Linked DNA regions of Homo sapiens: region 1 is linked to region 2. Evidence: read pairs that join two places in POLR2A ChIA-PET (ENCODE). Cell type or tissue: Panc1. All regions are shown on one strand.

Region 1 (8,000 bases), 280 kb before region 2:
ACACGCCTGTAGTCCCAGCTACTCAGGAGGCTGAGGCAGGAGAATTGCTTGAACCTGGGAGGCAGAAGTTGCAGTGAGCTGAGATCGCGCCACTGCACTCTAGCCTGGGTGACAGAGCGAGACTCTATCTCAAAACAAAAACAAAACCCAAAAACACTCTACTGGGGCACTTGTTAAAAATGAAGATTCCAGGCCAGGCATGGTGGCTCATGCCTATAATCTCAGCACTTTGGAAGGGCAAGGGAGGCAAATCCATTGAGCTCGGGAGTTCAAGACCAGCCTGGGCAACATAGTGAAACCCCATCTCTGTAAAAAATACAAAAAATTAGCTGGGTGTGGTGGCACACACCTGTGGTCCCAGCTACTCAGGAGGCTGAGGTGAATCACCTGAGCCCGAGAGGTCAAGGCTGCAGTGAACCGAGATTGCACCACTGCATTCCAGCTTGGGCAACATAGTGAGACCCTGTCTAAAAAAAAAAAAATAGTGTCCCAGGGTTTCTCACTGGAGATTTTGTTTCAGGAAGTTGATCTGCAGTGGGACCTGGAATTTTATACATTGAGCATAGTGCCAGGCAATGCTTATGATCAGATGATACTAATTAACCCCTGGCATCATATGATCTTCACTGTGATTGGAGTTAGAAGATTTAGCTTCATATCCTGCCTTCTCCTATCAACACACACACATACACATATACACACACACGTGCACAGGCATGCCAAATTGGCTGTTACTTATCTCACTTGTATTATTTATATCTTTTTACTCATAAAAAGACTTTGGGCTGGGTGTGGTGGCTCATGCCTGTAATCCCAGCACTTTGGGAGGCTGAGGCGGGTGGATCATGAGGTCAGGAGATCGAGATCATCCTGGCTAACATGGTGAAACTCTGTCTCTACTAAAAATACAAAAAATTAGTTGGGCGTGGTTGTGGGTGCCTGTTGTCCCAGCTACTCGGGAGGCTGAGGCAGGAGAATGGCGTGAACCCGGGAGGCAGAGCTTGCAGTAAGCCGAGACCGTGCTACTGCACTCCAGCCTGGGTGACAGAGCGAGACTCCGTCCAAACAAACAAAAAAGACTTTGAAGTTGATCTGGCTTCTACATTTGTCATTTTTCTAAAACTCTTCCCTTGTCTGGAAATCAAAGGTGTTTGCAGTGCACTAAAATCTCATCTGAGGTTGCATTTTTCTTCAACATGTTAACAGAGTAGAACTGTATCCTTTTTCACGAAAGCACAGTTACACAAAATATAGGAAGCTGTCAGTGGGAATCAGCTTTGGGCCAATATCTCAAATAAGAAATATTTGGAAGTAGTTGTGGAGTTTTGCAAGGAGTAGTTGCCAGGCATGGTGGGCTTATGCCTGTAATTCCAGCTACTCAGGATGCTGAAGTGGGAGGGTCACTTGAGCTCAGGAGCTTGAGACCATCCTGGGCAAAAAAATAAAATAAAATAAAATATCCTTTGAGGTAATGGATGAGGACTTTCCTTCTAAGAAACCAGGAAAGATGATTGCTCCAGAAAAAGGCAGACATATGGGAGGTTTTAGAATCTGATTAGTAGAATGTTGGCACAATATGATTTTAATAAGATTCTAAGGCTATTGTTTGCATCTAACTCTTTACAAATTATTTTGGGATTTGGAGTGTTATTAGATTTCTAAAATGCTGTTGTGGCACGGCTCCCTAGAGTTTCTGAATTGTGTGCCATCCTACTAATCTCTGTACCCTTTTTCCACTGGGCTTTATGGTGATGCATGTTCATAAGGAACAATGGCAAAGGAAAGCAGAGTGACCCTTGATTCGTGACTGTACCTGAAACTTCAGTGTAGAGATCTCTGGCAAACTTGGCTGGAGCGTATGGAGCTTATCATTTTCCGAAAGTATTATAGTTATCTTTGGACTTTTGTGATACTTGCTGTATTTTATCTTTTGTGGTACCCAAATCTTGGCTCACTGCAAGCTCCGCCTCCCGGGTTCGTGCCATTCTCCTGCCTCAGCCTCCCGAGTAGCTGGGACTACAGGCGCCCACCACCTCACCCGGCTAATTTTTTGTATTTTTAGTAGAGACGGGGTTTCACCATGTTAGTCAGGATGGTCTTGATCTCCTGACCTTGTGATCCGCCCGCCTCAGCCTCCCAAAGTGCTGGGATTACAGGCATGAGCCACCGCGCCTGGCCAAAAAAAGGCTGGTTTTAAACTGCTGGGCTCAACTGATCCTCCTACCTCAGCCCCCCAAAGTACTGAGATTACAGGTGTGAGCTACTGCATCTGGACTTTGAATTATATTTTAATAAAGCTTTTATATTTAAAAAGAGAAAGTGGGACTGTATAATACAGAGAGAGAGAGGGATAAATATTTTGTGAGAACCAGGTATCCCCTGAGGAAATAATTTTAATCATGACATCAGGAGGAAGGTTGATTGAAGTCAGACTAAGATAAACCTTCACTTTTTGTTCAGTATACAAAAACCAAAAACCTGGAAAAATCCTTCCTTTAACCCCCTCCACCCCCCGCCTCCATACCGTGTAATGAAGACAAATGAGAGATGCCTATAAATACTGATACAAGATAATTTGTGCCAGTTCTCTGTCCCCTTATTGAGTCAAAACTTGCTGCCAAATTTTATAAAGGAAGGATAGGTGAAATCTCACATTGGGGGCCAATCCTATCTACAGTGGTCTTAAAATTCAAGGAGACTTCATTTGCAGCAATTAAAATGAGAACAAAATGTGATTTATAGACTCATGTATAATTTTAGGCTTTGTTCTAGTTACTCTGGCCATATATCGCTTACCCCTCAAACAGTCATTCTATTTATGCGTTTTGTGGGTCTAGACTCAGAACAGCGTTCAGTGCTGACATCTTGACTTTGCTTCATGATGCCTGAGGTCTCAGCAGAAGACTCAAAGGCTTAGGGCTTGAATCATTTGAAGGCTCGCTCGCCTGCGCGTTTGGCAGTCGATGCTGGTTTGGTTGGTGGACTCAGTTCTTCTTCGTACGATCTTCTCACTGTGGCCTCTCCACATCAGTCTGGGCTTTCTCACGGTATGGCATCTGGGCTCCCAGCACAAGCATCCCGGAAGAGCAAGAGCAGAGCAAGCTATGCCGTCTGTTATCATCTATCTCCAGAAGTCCCGCACTGTACTTCTGCCGCATTCTGTGCCGCGAGGCCGTCACAGTGTCCTGGTCAGATTCACATGGAAGGAAAGAATCTCTAGACCTTGATGGAGAGGGACAACATACTAGAAGTACATAAAATACTGTTCTGAAAATATTGTTGTGGCTTTTTTTTTTTTTTGGAAAATACAGGCTGCCACAGACTGGAAGGGGACCTTTCAGGCAACCGGTCCGTTCCCTCATTTCCCAAATGAGGACACTTATGTGCAGAGGCACGCCGCATGGCCACAGCCACGGGGCATGGCCACAGTCGTATTCTGTGGTTGGTCAGGCTGGGACAGGAATGCAGCTTTTCTGACTCTAGGCTTGGGTCTTTCTCACGATGCTGCCCTACTCCCCTTTCCTAATCATAGTTCACTCACTCACCTCATAAGTGTTCCTCCCCCTGGAGTTTTCTCCGATGAGCAGACAGGATATCAGGAGCTAGACTAGCAGAGTTCCTGCACATACTGGAGATGCACGTGTTTCCTATCCTTTTCTCCCTCTGTTGTTGTTTTAATTGACCCACCGTTTTTAAGAAGTCCTAGCTGACTGGTATACTATGACAATACAATAGAATGGAGTCATTTCCTAGCGTTTGGAAACTAAATGGTAAATCTAGTTGAGCATTTCTGTTTGCCTTTTTTCAGGTGCTCAGAATTTTGATGTCATACGACTATCAACTTACAGAACAGCCTGCAAATTACGATTTGTACAAAAACGATGCAACCGTGAGTCATTTCTACTCATTTCTGTGATAGCTGGATAGAGTTCTCAATATTAGAAAAGACTTTAACATCTTTTAGTTGTATTGTAATGTTAATTGAATTATTTTTGTCTTAAGTATTTATTAGTATGTAAGCTTTGTAATGGAAGAACTTGTCATTTTACTTCTTTGTCCTTCAAAATGTTTAACAAACTCAGTCATGTAACTAGTTTTGAGGCTGTTGTAGTATTAATGTTCTTTAAATGGGAGAATGGATTTCTCTGTCACTTTTATTAAGGAAATGCTTTATGTAAAATTAATACAATTTATCAGCTGCTGGAGGAAAAGAAAAACAATGTTTTTGATAAAGGTATAATTGGAATTGATTTTCTTCATTAAGCTTAATGTAACATGAATCAACCTTTTCTATAAATAATTGCTACCATGTGGATCATAAAATAAAGTGTGTGTGTGTCTGTATATATGTATATGTATGTCTGTGTGTGTATATACTTAATCTTTCTTCTCTTTATTTCCATGAAGATGAACTAGCTCGTGACAGAATTATTGTACTTTTCTCGTGTTTGTGTGTATCAGTGGAAAAAGTATTTTATACAATGGAAAGAGCATTAACCTTAGAATTGAAAAACCTTGGTTTTAGTTTTTATTTATTTATTTTTTATTATACTTTAAGTTCTAGGGTACATGTGCACAACGTGCAGGTTTGTTACATATGTATACATGTGCCATGTTGGTGTGCTGCACCCATTAACTCGTCATTTACATTAGGTATATCTCCTAATGCTATCCCTCCCCCTCCTGCCATCCCATGACAGGCCCCGGTGTGTGATATTCCCCTTCCTGTGTCCAAGTGTTCTCATTGTTCAATTCCCACCAGTGAGTGAGAACATGTGGTGTTCACTTTTCTGTCCTTGCGATAGTTTGCTGAGAATGATGACTTCCAGCTTCATCCATGTCCCTACAAAGGACATGAACTCATCCTTTTTTATGGCTGCATAGTATTCCATGGTGTATATGTGCCACATTTTCTTAATCCAGTCTATCATTGATGGGCATTTGAGTTGGTTCCAAGTCTTTGCTGTTGTGAATAGTGCTGCAATAAACATACGTGTGCATGTGTCTTTATAGCAGCCTGATTTATAATCCTTTGGGTATATACCCAGTAATGGGATTGCTGGGTCAAATGGTATTTCTAGTTCTAGATCCTTGAGGAATCGCCACACTGTCTTCCACAATGGTTGAACTAGTTTACAGTCCCACCAGCAGCGTAAAAGTGTTCCTATTTCTCCACATCCTCTCCAGCACCTGTTGTTTCCTGACTTTTTAATGATTGCCATTCTAACTGGCATGAGATGGTATCTCATTGTGGTTTTGATTTGCATTTCTCTCATGGCCAGTGATGATGAGCATTTTTTCATGTGTCTGTTGGCTGCATAAATGTTTTCTTTTGAGAAGTGTCTGTTCATATCCTTCGCCCACTTTTTGATGGGGTTGTTTGATTTTTTCTTGTAAATTTGTTTAAGTTCTTTGTAGATTCTGGATATTAGCCCTTTGTCAGATGGGTAGGTGGCAAAAATTTTCTCCCATTCCGTAGATTGCCTGTTCACTCTGATGGTAGCTTCTTTTGCTGTGCAGAAGCTCTTTAGTTTAATTAGATCCCATTTGTCAATTTTGGATTTTGTTGCCATTGCTTTTGGTGTTTTAGACATGAAGTTCTTGCCCATGCCTGTGTCCTGAATGGTATTGCCTAGGTTTTCTTCTAGGGTTTTTATGGTTTTAGGTCTAACATTTAAGTCTTTAATCCATCTTGAATTAATTTTTGTATAAGGTGTAAGGAAGGGATCCAGTTTCAGCTTTTGACATATGGCTAACCAGTTTTCCCAGTACCATTTATTAAATAGGGAATCCTTTCCCCATTTCTTGTTTTCGTCAGGTTTGTCAAAGATCAGATGGTTGTAGATGTGTGCTATTATTTCTGAGGGCTCTGTTAGACCTGGTTTTGCCATTTATTATAAACAAATAATCTTGGGCAAATCACGTTACAGCTGATAAATTCTACTCTACTTTAAGTCTTACTCACAAATCTTAACTTAAAATTCTCTCCGAAGAGTTTATCATGCCATCCTAGATCGAAGTGATGTTTCTTTCTCCAGTGGTTTCTCAAAGCATTATTTTTTACATTGTGAGTTGTTACCCATTAATGCTTCATGAAATCATTTTGATGGGCTGTAGCCAGAATTAAAAACATATAATAGGAAAAAAAAGGAAGAAAAATAAAATATTAGAATGCAACTTATGTGGTAAGGCTAAATGTGTTCTGATATCTGGATGTATCTATGTGTTTGTGTGTGTACATGATGATTTAAATATATTTCTGTGATGATTTAAATATATTTATATATCTAGATATATGTATGTGTTTGTGTGTATATGTGTGTATGTGATGATTTAAATATATTTCTGTGCTCGTGGTCAAAAAGTTCGAAAACCACTGCCTTAGAACAACTCTCGTTTTTATAATTCCTGCCATAATTATTCTTGGGAAACAGTAGTCTACGTGTGGAGTGTTGAGAGCCTGACTAGGCTAGTGGCATTAGTAATATAAAGTAAAAGATGCATTGTTCTAAAGGTTTTATTTTGTTACCTTTCACGTAGGATTCTAGAGTTGATCTGAAAAAAATTTTGAGACTGTACAGGATAAGTAGTAGTCAGTTTTCAAGTTTTTCCATATGTATGTTCAGTTGTTCCTTTACTTTTTGTTGAAAGGGTCAATAAACAGAAGAAAATAAACAATTTTCTTCAATGCTGAAGAGTCTTCTCATGCTTATTCATTGAATATGAATATATTCATGAATCTGTACAAGTTTTTCCATATGTATTTTCAGTTGTTCCTTCACTTTTTATTGAAAGGGTCACTAAACAGTCAATAAACAGAAGAAAATAAACAATTTTCTTTACTGCTAAAGAGTCTTCCCATATTCATTCATTGAATATGAACATATTCATGAATCTGTACAAGAATGTTCATGGCAGTGTCCATATATGAGAAGGTCTGCTTTTTGACCCTCTTGTGTTCCCTGGTCTGTTTGTCTATCCTTCTACCAATACCAGACTGTTCTAATACTGCACTTTCTTGTAGCAGTAACCACTATTAGAATTTAGTAAATCTAGATGTCAGGCAAGGCAAGTCTTCCTACTTTGCTCGGCTTTTCTTTTTAAGATTCTCTGGGACAGTCTTGTCTTTTTAACATTCATTTTCATATAAACTTTAGAATCTGCTTGCCAATTTCTACTAAAACCAACAAAACAACTCTCCTGTGTTTTTTTTATTCATTTCTTTTTTCAAGTATAATTTACACACAGTAAAATTCCTCTTTTACTGTACAGTCCTGCAGAGATTTTGATTGGGATTCTGTTGAATCTGTAAATCAAGTTGGGGAGAATTGACATATTGCCAATGTTGAGATTTCCTCCTGTGAACGTGGTATATGGTCATCCCTAGAACTATTTAGGTCTTTAATTTCTTTGTAGAGATGTTGCACATCCTTCATTGGATGTTTTTTATTTTTTAAATTTTTATTTATTTATGTTTTGAATCAGAGTCGCTCTATCGCTCAGGCTGGAGTGCAGTGGCGCAATCTTGGCTCACTGCAACCTCCGCCTCCTAGGTTTGATTCTCCTGCCCCAGCTTCCCCAGTAGCTGGAACTACAGGCGCCCGCCACCATACCCAGCTAACTTTTGTATTTTTAGTAGAGACAGTTTCGCCATGTTGTCCAGGCTGGTCTCGAACTCCTGGCCTCAAGTGATCCACCTGTCTTGGCCTCCCAAAGTGCTGGGATTACAGATGTGAGCCACCACTCCCAGCCTCTTCATTGGATTTATTCCTAGGTCTTCAGTGACATGATACTATTATTTTAAAATTTCTTTTTTTTTTTTTCTTTTTTTATTTTTTTATTTTTTTTTATTGATCATTCTTGGGTGTTTCTCGCAGAGGGGGATTTGGCAGGGTCATAGGACAATAGTGGAGGGAAGGTCAGCAGATAAACAAGTGAACAAAGGTCTCTGGTTTTCCTAGGCAGAGGACCCTGCGGCCTTCCGCAGTGTTTGTGTCCCG
Region 2 (8,000 bases):
TGGGACTACAGGTGTGCGTCACCATGCCCAGCTAATTTTTGTATTTTTAGTAGAGATGGGGTTTCACCATATTGGCCAGGCCGGTCTCGAACTCCTGACCTCGTGGTCTACCTGCCTCGGCCTCCCAAAGTGCTAGGATTACAGGCCTGAGCGACTGCACCCAGCCTTTTTTTTTTTCTTTTTTTCTTTTTTTCTTTTTTTAAATAGAGACAGGGTTTTGCCATATTGCCCAGGCTGAGCTCAAGCAAGGGGCTTGTCTCAAACTCTTGGGCCCACCTTGGCCTCCCAAAGTGCTGGGATTACAGTTGAGCCTCCGCACCTGGCTCCTCTGAGCTTTTTAACATGCTCTTCTTGTCTTCCTGAACCAACTATAAGGTCCCTAAAGTCAGGGATAGTGATATACACCTTCGAGTCCCTCAAAATGTGCGAATACTATGTTCTCCAAGATCCCTGGTAACTAAAATGAGTGCTTGTGGACAAATACCTAACACGCAAATGATTTACTAAATATATAGAGAGATAATGCAGGTAATTAAATTTCTGCCTGTTAACCAACACACATGAAATGCTAGGATAGTGTCTGAACAAAGTTTACAAATAATAGTACTATTTTATTGCTTTAAAAAAATCCACCTGTCTTCCTGAATGACGCACCACCCACCCCACCCCAGCCCAAAGCTAAAGCATCCTGGACAAGTTCTTATGCAAAGGAGCAGGCCTGTCTCAGGCCTCTAGAAGAGTCGGCTCCTGCCTGGAGGCACTTCCTGGCTAGGTGGGAGACAGTCCAATCACCATGGCCCACAGGAAGCAATAGCTCACTCTGTGCCAGTTACCGCTGAGGGTATTCCTGCTCGGGAACACCCAAATGAGGTATAAACTTTCCCCCAGACACTTGAAACTTGAAAACTTCCCACCAACCTGAAACACGGGAGCAGGAGCTAGAAGACAGGGTGCTGGCACACGGTGGGTGCCAGTTCCCACCAGCCTGAAACATGGGAGAAGGAGCTAAAAGACAGTGCTGGCACACAATGGGTGCCAATTCTGAATGGCAAATGACTAATGTATTGTGACCCGGAGGGTGTGCTGGCCTGGAAATGAAGCTTATGTTAGAACCTAACGATTGTGCAGACTGGCCCTGGAATGGGGAAAAGACTGCTTTTTAGTGTGGTTAATGAATACGTGTTTTAAGGCGATGCCGAGGGTGTCCATCTGTAGAGAAAACTTGGAGAGGCTAACGAGGATGGGAAAGCTTGCACAGTCACTAAGAGGGGATCTGAGGTGTGGGTCCAGGACCCATGATTGTCTGGTGTGCCCGCTGCCCACCCAGCTGCCTGGGAAAGACTGGGCGCCTGTGTCCCAGCCTCTGGTTATTGTCTGAGGGCTCCCAACCCCGCTCCAACTCCCACGTCCTGCTTGTCTCTTGCTCAGCTCTGTCTGTGCTCCACCCTCAGCTCACCTGCCCATTGACGTGACCTGCCCAGCTCCCAGGAGCATTTATATGTGTGACTCCTGCCCTCTGCTCCAACCTTGGTCCCTAAGTCATCCAGTCCTGCTGGGGTGCCTCCAGCTGCCCCGGGCTTCCTCCATGATCTCCCTAGACCTGGTCTAAATCTGTCACCTCTTGCCTCAATTTGCCCTTTTGAATCTTCTCCCTTTCCTTTTTCTGCGAGTCTGCACCCTGCTGGCCCCTTGCTAAGTCTCCTCCTTCTGTCCCTGTCTTTGCTCCCAAGGGTCCTCACCAGCGAGGGTTCTGCCTTCTTCTCTGGAGTTGTCTCATCCTCCCTGTTTCTTGGAGGCCTGTCTGGGGCCCTGCTTCTCAGGGAGGTACCTGAGGGTTCCTGGGATCCCTGGGGACCATGCCTTCCTGGACAGCTATAGGGTTCAATGGAAAAGCATGGGTTCTGGAGGGCAGGCACACCTTCATTTGAATCCTGACGCTGCTCCTTTCTAGAGTGACCTCAGGTCACTGCCTTATTCTCTGCATCTATAAAATGAAGATAATTCCAACCTATTTAGTTGTTCTAAGGATTATATTAAAATGTGTAAGAGACCTGGAGCAGGGCTGAGCACATAGCAAATGAGTAATAATGGTTGCTTTCCTTTCTTCCTCTGACACTAGTGTCTGCACCATCCACTGGGCACTGTGGGTCAAGCCACACTGAGCCGCACTGGCCAGACCCTACCTGGACTCATAGGCGAGAGGCTACAGTGATGGGGACAAGGGAACCTGGTACTGCCAGGGCCCAAGCCCCACGCCCGGTGCCAGGTGGCTGAGGATCTCCCCAGGCCTGGCACGGGTGCTCAGGCTTGGGGCGCTGATTTGTCTCCCCTGCCCAGACATGTAAAGGGCCACTTAAGGAGGTCGAGGGGTGGAGTCCAGGGCCCTGAGCCAAATCTCTGCCCAGGCTGTAGCCCTCAAGTCATGGGAAAATCTGCTTCTGGGGTGGAGGCTGGTCTTGGAATGGCAGGTAAGGAGCAGGACAGGATGGGGAGGACCACCTCGCAGACCTCACTCTCACCACCAGGTATACACACACTTGTGACTTGCTTGCCCCCTCAGTGGGTGAGCAGTTTCTTCAAGCCCTTGAAACGCCAAGGTCTTGTCACAGTTTTCTCCCGGGGCAAAGGGGCTACTTTCCCCTACACTAAAGAGAGCCCTCTCCGAACAATTTATTCTTTGCCAGAGATACTGGGCTCTGTGCAGGCTCCTAGAGGGAGCTTTCTCTACCGATCAAGAAGCATCTGCTTCCCTTATTCACTTAGCAAAAATTTCTTCTTTTTTTTTTTTTTTTTTTTTTTTTTTTTTTTTTTTTTTTTGCGGCGGAGTCTCACTCTGTCTCCCAGGCTGGAGTACAGTAGTATGATCGGCTCACCACAACCTCTGCCTCCCAGATTCAAGCCATTCTCCTGCCTCAGCCTCCCGAGTAGCTGGGATTACAGGCGCCTGCCACCATGCCCGGCTAATTTTTATATTTTGAGTAGAGACGGGGTTTCAGCATGTTGGCCAGGCTGGTCTTGAACTCCTGACCTCGTGATCCACCCGCCTCAGCCTCCCAAAGTGCTAAAATTACAGTCGTGAGCCACCGCGCCTGGCCCCAGAGATGGCTTTCTGTCCTGAGCAAGAAGGAAATATTCTGGAAGTTATACTTTCCAATGCTTTCCTCCCCACCAACCGGACAAAAGGCCAGGGGCCCACTCCAGCTGCCCTAGGGAATCCCCCAACATCTCACCTCTCCTTAGCTCCTCTGGGCTTCTGCAGTGACATCAGTGTGACTTCAGCACTGCGCTTTTTGAGCTAGCGGCTCTGCTCCGCTGCCCTCGGGCCCCACTTCCTCTAAATTCCCCGTTCCTCTCCCCGTGGCTCCACTTCTTCTTCGGGGCCGTGGCAGCGTTCTTCAATGTTCCCCGTGCACAGCCTGGATCCTGGCTGCCGCCTGTCCTACCTGTCCACGAGCTCCCCCTCTTTTTTTCCTCACTCTTGACTCAGAGAAACCCCACCCAATGCCTGCCAGATAGCGGAAGCTTAACAATCAGTTGTTAGATGTGCAAATAAAATACAGCCACAGATCGTTATATTGGTAACACAAACACAACATTCAGAGACCAAGAAAATGAAAAAGGGAGGTCTAGAAGGTCCTCACCTTCGTTCTTTTGTAAATAACGATGTCTTTATTATCAACAGGTCCCACCAAGGATTTTCCTGGTGTGTAAATTTATGAGGTGTCTTATAAAGGAATGACAAATGGAAAACACAGTTCATTATACACTTAACAAATTGCCTTTATTAAAAAAACAAAAACCAGGAAATCAGGATTGTCCTTGAGGAGTGAACACACCCAGGGGCCATGCCCCAAATGTTCTTTCTGTGTCAAGTGAGCCAACCCCGTCCCCTCTGTCCCATTCCCACACACACGTTTCCTCTTGCGCAGCTCAGGCACCGGGACTGGGTCCCCTCCCTAGCCCTGCCGGGAAGGAGAAAAGAAAGCGAGACTGAGCCCAGCCAATCAACAGTCAGCATTTCTGAAGCTCCTCCCCAAATACAAATATGCGCTCCGCCCCCGCTAGCGCCACCTGGAGGGTGAAGAGCGAAATGCGGCGACTGCACTGGGTCCTCGGCCTGGCGGAGCCGCCCACTTCGCTGGTTTTTGCAGCCGATGGAGACCCGGACTCCGCTCCGAAACCTGCTGACCGCGGTGGGGTTATTCGGAGCGGAGCCGCCGAGGGGCTGTCGAGCGCTTTTGAATCTGTTTACTTGAAATGACTTTCCCCACAACTTTCCCTGATTTCTATTCCCACTTGACCAAAAGAATGAGTTTGATGTGGAAAAGTGGCCAGAAAAGTGGCAATAGTGGTGTTAGGTGCTCAATGGCATCTCTTTGGGCTCAGCCTCCATTAAGCAAAGTAGATGCCTGGGGTGGGGAGGTGGCACCCTTTTTCCGGATCCCCAGTCAGTGGGGCAGGGGCTTCGGACACTGTCCCCACAGCTGGACTAGTGGCCCAGAGATCCTAGAAGGGACCCAGCCTTCCCGCGCTGCACCCAGACCTCCGGGGTGTGACCGCCAAGCTGTCCTGGCTCCCCTGCTCAGTGGCCTGATGGGGGTCTCAGTCCCGCACTCCCTCGTGGGGTCGGGGCACTAAAACAATCATTTTTTCAGGCCATGCTCCTTGATCCTAATTTAAAAGGCGGCCTGGCCGGACGCGGTGGCTCATATCTGTAGCTCCAGCACAGAGTTGGAGGCCAAGGCAGGCGGATCACCTGAGATAAGGAGTTTGAGGCCAGCCTGGCCAACATGGTGAGACCCCCGTCTCTACTAAAAATACAAAAATCACCCGGGTGTGGTGGCACGTGCCCGTAGTCCCAGCTACTTGGCAGGCTGAGGCAAGAGAATCGCTTGAACCCGGGAGGCGGAGGTTGCAGTAAGCCAAGATCATGCCACTGCACTCCAGCCTAGGCGACAGAGTGGGACTCTGTCTCAAAAAAAAAAAAAAATTAGCTGGGTATGATGGTGCAGTCTGTAATCCCAGCTACTCGGGAGGCTGAGGCAGGAGAATCGCTTGAACCCGGGAGGCGGAGGTTACAGTAAGCTGAGATCACGCCACTGTACTCCAGCCTGGGTGACACAGCAAGACTCTGAGACTCCATCTCAAAAAAAAAAAAAAAAAGGAGGCCTGGGAAGGATCCCCTCTGAGACATGGAAGACTTGCTTGACTCAAGGTGGGTTTTTTCCTTGAGTCCCTCAGTAGCCCTCAGGACAGTCCCTCAGGTGCCACCTGCCCTCCCCTGCAGGAGAGGTTTGTTCTGGGAGGAGAAGCCCAGACAGGCACGGGTGGCGGGAGGGCAGGTGGGCATCTGCCCCCAACAGGCCTCTCTGCTTTGGGAAGCCCAGGTGCCCTCGGGACCCTTGAGAAAGGAAAGGTGGCGGGGAGAGAGGAGGGCAGGATGAGTTTTTTTTTATTGACCACCTACTATATGCCATATGCTATGTAGATTTCTGACCACGACAGCGGCCTCCTAACAAAGGCCCAAGAAAGCTGACTTTAAAATTACATTTACATGCCCTTGAATAGCATATATTAATTTTACACAAAGGAGAATATGCCTTTAGGCTGTTTTCCTTTTTCTTTCTTTTCTGTGGCCAAAAAAAAAAAAAAAAAAAAAAAAAGTGGGAGGGGGGTTGATGGGCTTAGGACAGAAAGGAAGAGGTATGCCACCAAAATCACCTGAGAAGAGAAGGGGGGGCTGGGGGTGGGGGTGGCCTGAGAGAAGGACAGACCCTGGCCTCTCCCAGTGGATAAGGAAGAATCTTGCTCTAGCAACTTCAAGATGGTTTGCCTGGTCAAGGAGGGGAAGGGACAGGGCGAGTCCATGGGCCCTGCTCAGGGCTGGCTGCTGGGAAAGGAAGGTCTGTGTCAGTCATGGAATCCAGGAAATCTGCCAAGTTTAAGGCTCAAGGGGGATGGGGGAGCCACCTTTTCTAGGGCCACTATGGGTGGTCTTGGGGCCCTCAGAGGACTTGCTTCTTGGGCACCTGAGTTAGACCTGGCAGAACCAGCAGACACCTTAGGACCTAAGATGGGCCCTCCCTGCCACTCTCTGGGCAAGAGCCCCAAGCCCATATCTCCAGGGTCTGTGTGGAGGGCACTGCTGGGCCCCTGAGAAGTGCAGAAGGTCAGGCTTTCCTGCCCTGGCTTAGCAAAACACCCGGCCTCCATCTCCCCCATTGTTCCCTTGTCCCCACGAACATGCTAGCCCAGTTCTGCTCAGGAAAATCAGCCCCCGCAGCCCAGGTTCTTGCACCTTCCTGTCCTGAACTTCTTTGTCCCTGTCTACTCCTCTCCCCACTGTTCACAGCCCCCAACCTCCCAGGGGCCCACATTCAGCTCCTGAAATTCATTAAGTGTGGCAAGGAAAGGTCTCCACTCAAGAGATTTCAAGATGTCTGGGGACAGGCAGGTTTTCCAAATGACCCTGGAGGCCGGGTGCTTGGGACGCAGTGAGAGGGAGGGGACAGCAAGGGGAGGGCTGGGTTAGATCTGCTCAGGGACAGAGCTGTGAGCCAGTACCCAGCCTGGCAGCAGGTGGGCTGGGTGACAAGCCCTCGGCCTCAGCCAGTCTCTAGCACAAGAGAGCCCCGGGCCCCCTGGGAAATTCTGTGTGGACAGAGGGTGAGGTGAGAGTCCTGGTCTGGCCCTGGCTCTGCCGCTGGCTTGCTCAGAGCCCCCTCGGGACCTCAGCAGCCTCATCCTTAAAATGGACAAAACAAGGGCTGGGGCCAGGTGCAGTTGCTCACACCTGTAATCCCAGCACTTTGGGAGGCCGAGGCCGGCAGATCTTGAGGTCAGGAGTTCCAGACCAGCCTTATCAACATGATGAAACCCCATCTCTACTAAAAATACAAAAGATCAGCCAGGCATGATGGAGCGTGCCTGTAATCCCAGCTACTCGGGAGGCTGAGGCATGAGAATCGCTTGAACCCAGGAGGCGGAGGTTTTAGTGAGCCGAGATTGCACTATTGCACTCCAGCCTGGGCAACAGCACGAGACTCCATCTAAAAAAAAAAAACAAAAAAACAAAAAAACAAGGGCTGGCCTGTCTGCCTCCGGGTTTGTGACTAGGATCTCATGAGAGCTCTGTCTGAAAGGGGAATTTCCCCTGTCTTCTGTGAAATGAGGAATGGAGAGAAGCAGGGAAGGCAGGCAGTTCATGTCAGCTAAGGCTGTGGAGTACTCGCTATGTGTGGGCTCAGTACCAGGCACTCAGCACCCTCTCATTTAATTCTCCCAACAACCCCGCAAGCCAGGCATGATCAACAAGAGCACAACATCTGGCGAGTGGGCAAGCTGGCACGAGAATCCACAGCTCCCAATGCGAAGCCCCTGCCCTTTACCCAGTGCCACTCTGGGACAGATGTTCCCCTGAAGGACACCCTCTGGGGTGGGGAAAATGCCCTCACTGGAAGCCTGGAAGTTTAGTGCTTGGCCCCAGCTGGCTGAGTGGACTTAGGGAACTGACTTAACACCTCTGCCCTCCATGCCGTCCTTTGTCTGAGAGGAGGTTTACTCTCTGGGAGTCACTTTTATGATCCCAGCCCTGATCCTTTGTTGGGTTAGAAAAGGAATGAAAATGCAAATGGGCGTTAGACCTGGAGCCAGGGGCCAGGGCCCTGGCATGGGCCTCAGGACTATTGCCCTGCTTTTGAGCATCCCTACATGTGGCCTGGGCCTAGCCACCCCAGGAGACAGGCAGGAGCCTGTTACAAGCCCATGTGTCAGAAAACTAAGGTCAAGTGAAGAAACACGACGTCTCAGGGTCCAAGAGCAAATTAGAGGCAGAGCCAGGGTTGGAATCCAGGTCTTCCAGCTCTTAGCCCAGCTGCCCGGCTCAGGCCCCAGCTTGGAACAGAGGGGGAAGAACAGGAAAAAGGGGCTGTGGCCTTCTCTGAAAGCTCCAGGGGAGGACCAATGTCCTTGCCTTTGCCAGCTTCTAGAAGCACCCACAT

Evidence for each region. Peaks named below come from ENCODE experiments on the same cell type or tissue, not always from the same donor. Only the 100,000 strongest peaks of a DNase experiment are listed, where the experiment ranks them.
Region 1: POLR2A ChIA-PET joins it to region 2 with 15 read pairs; 2 of 35 experiments call an interaction of 5 or more read pairs at or near these places.

Annotation. Positions count from the first base shown.
Region 1 is chr2:25,634,903-25,642,902 of GRCh38, reverse strand. It overlaps DTNB (dystrobrevin beta), which reads left to right. Exons shown (of 21, transcript NM_021907.5): 3 at 3,809-3,889. Among named protein-coding and RNA genes, the nearest start is that of DTNB, 35 kb to the left of the region's middle. In Panc1, no CTCF peak of the experiment used is centred here; no DNase peak of the experiment used is centred here.
Region 2 is chr2:25,358,183-25,366,182 of GRCh38, reverse strand. No RefSeq gene overlaps it. Among named protein-coding and RNA genes, the nearest start is that of DNMT3A, 20 kb to the right of the region's middle. RefSeq lists enhancers at 3,441-3,490, 3,541-3,640, 3,911-3,990, 7,208-7,743. In Panc1, a CTCF peak has its summit at 4,064 (motif pointing left); a DNase peak (open chromatin) is centred at 4,082; H3K4me3 peaks cover 1,287 bases; H3K27ac peaks cover 832 bases.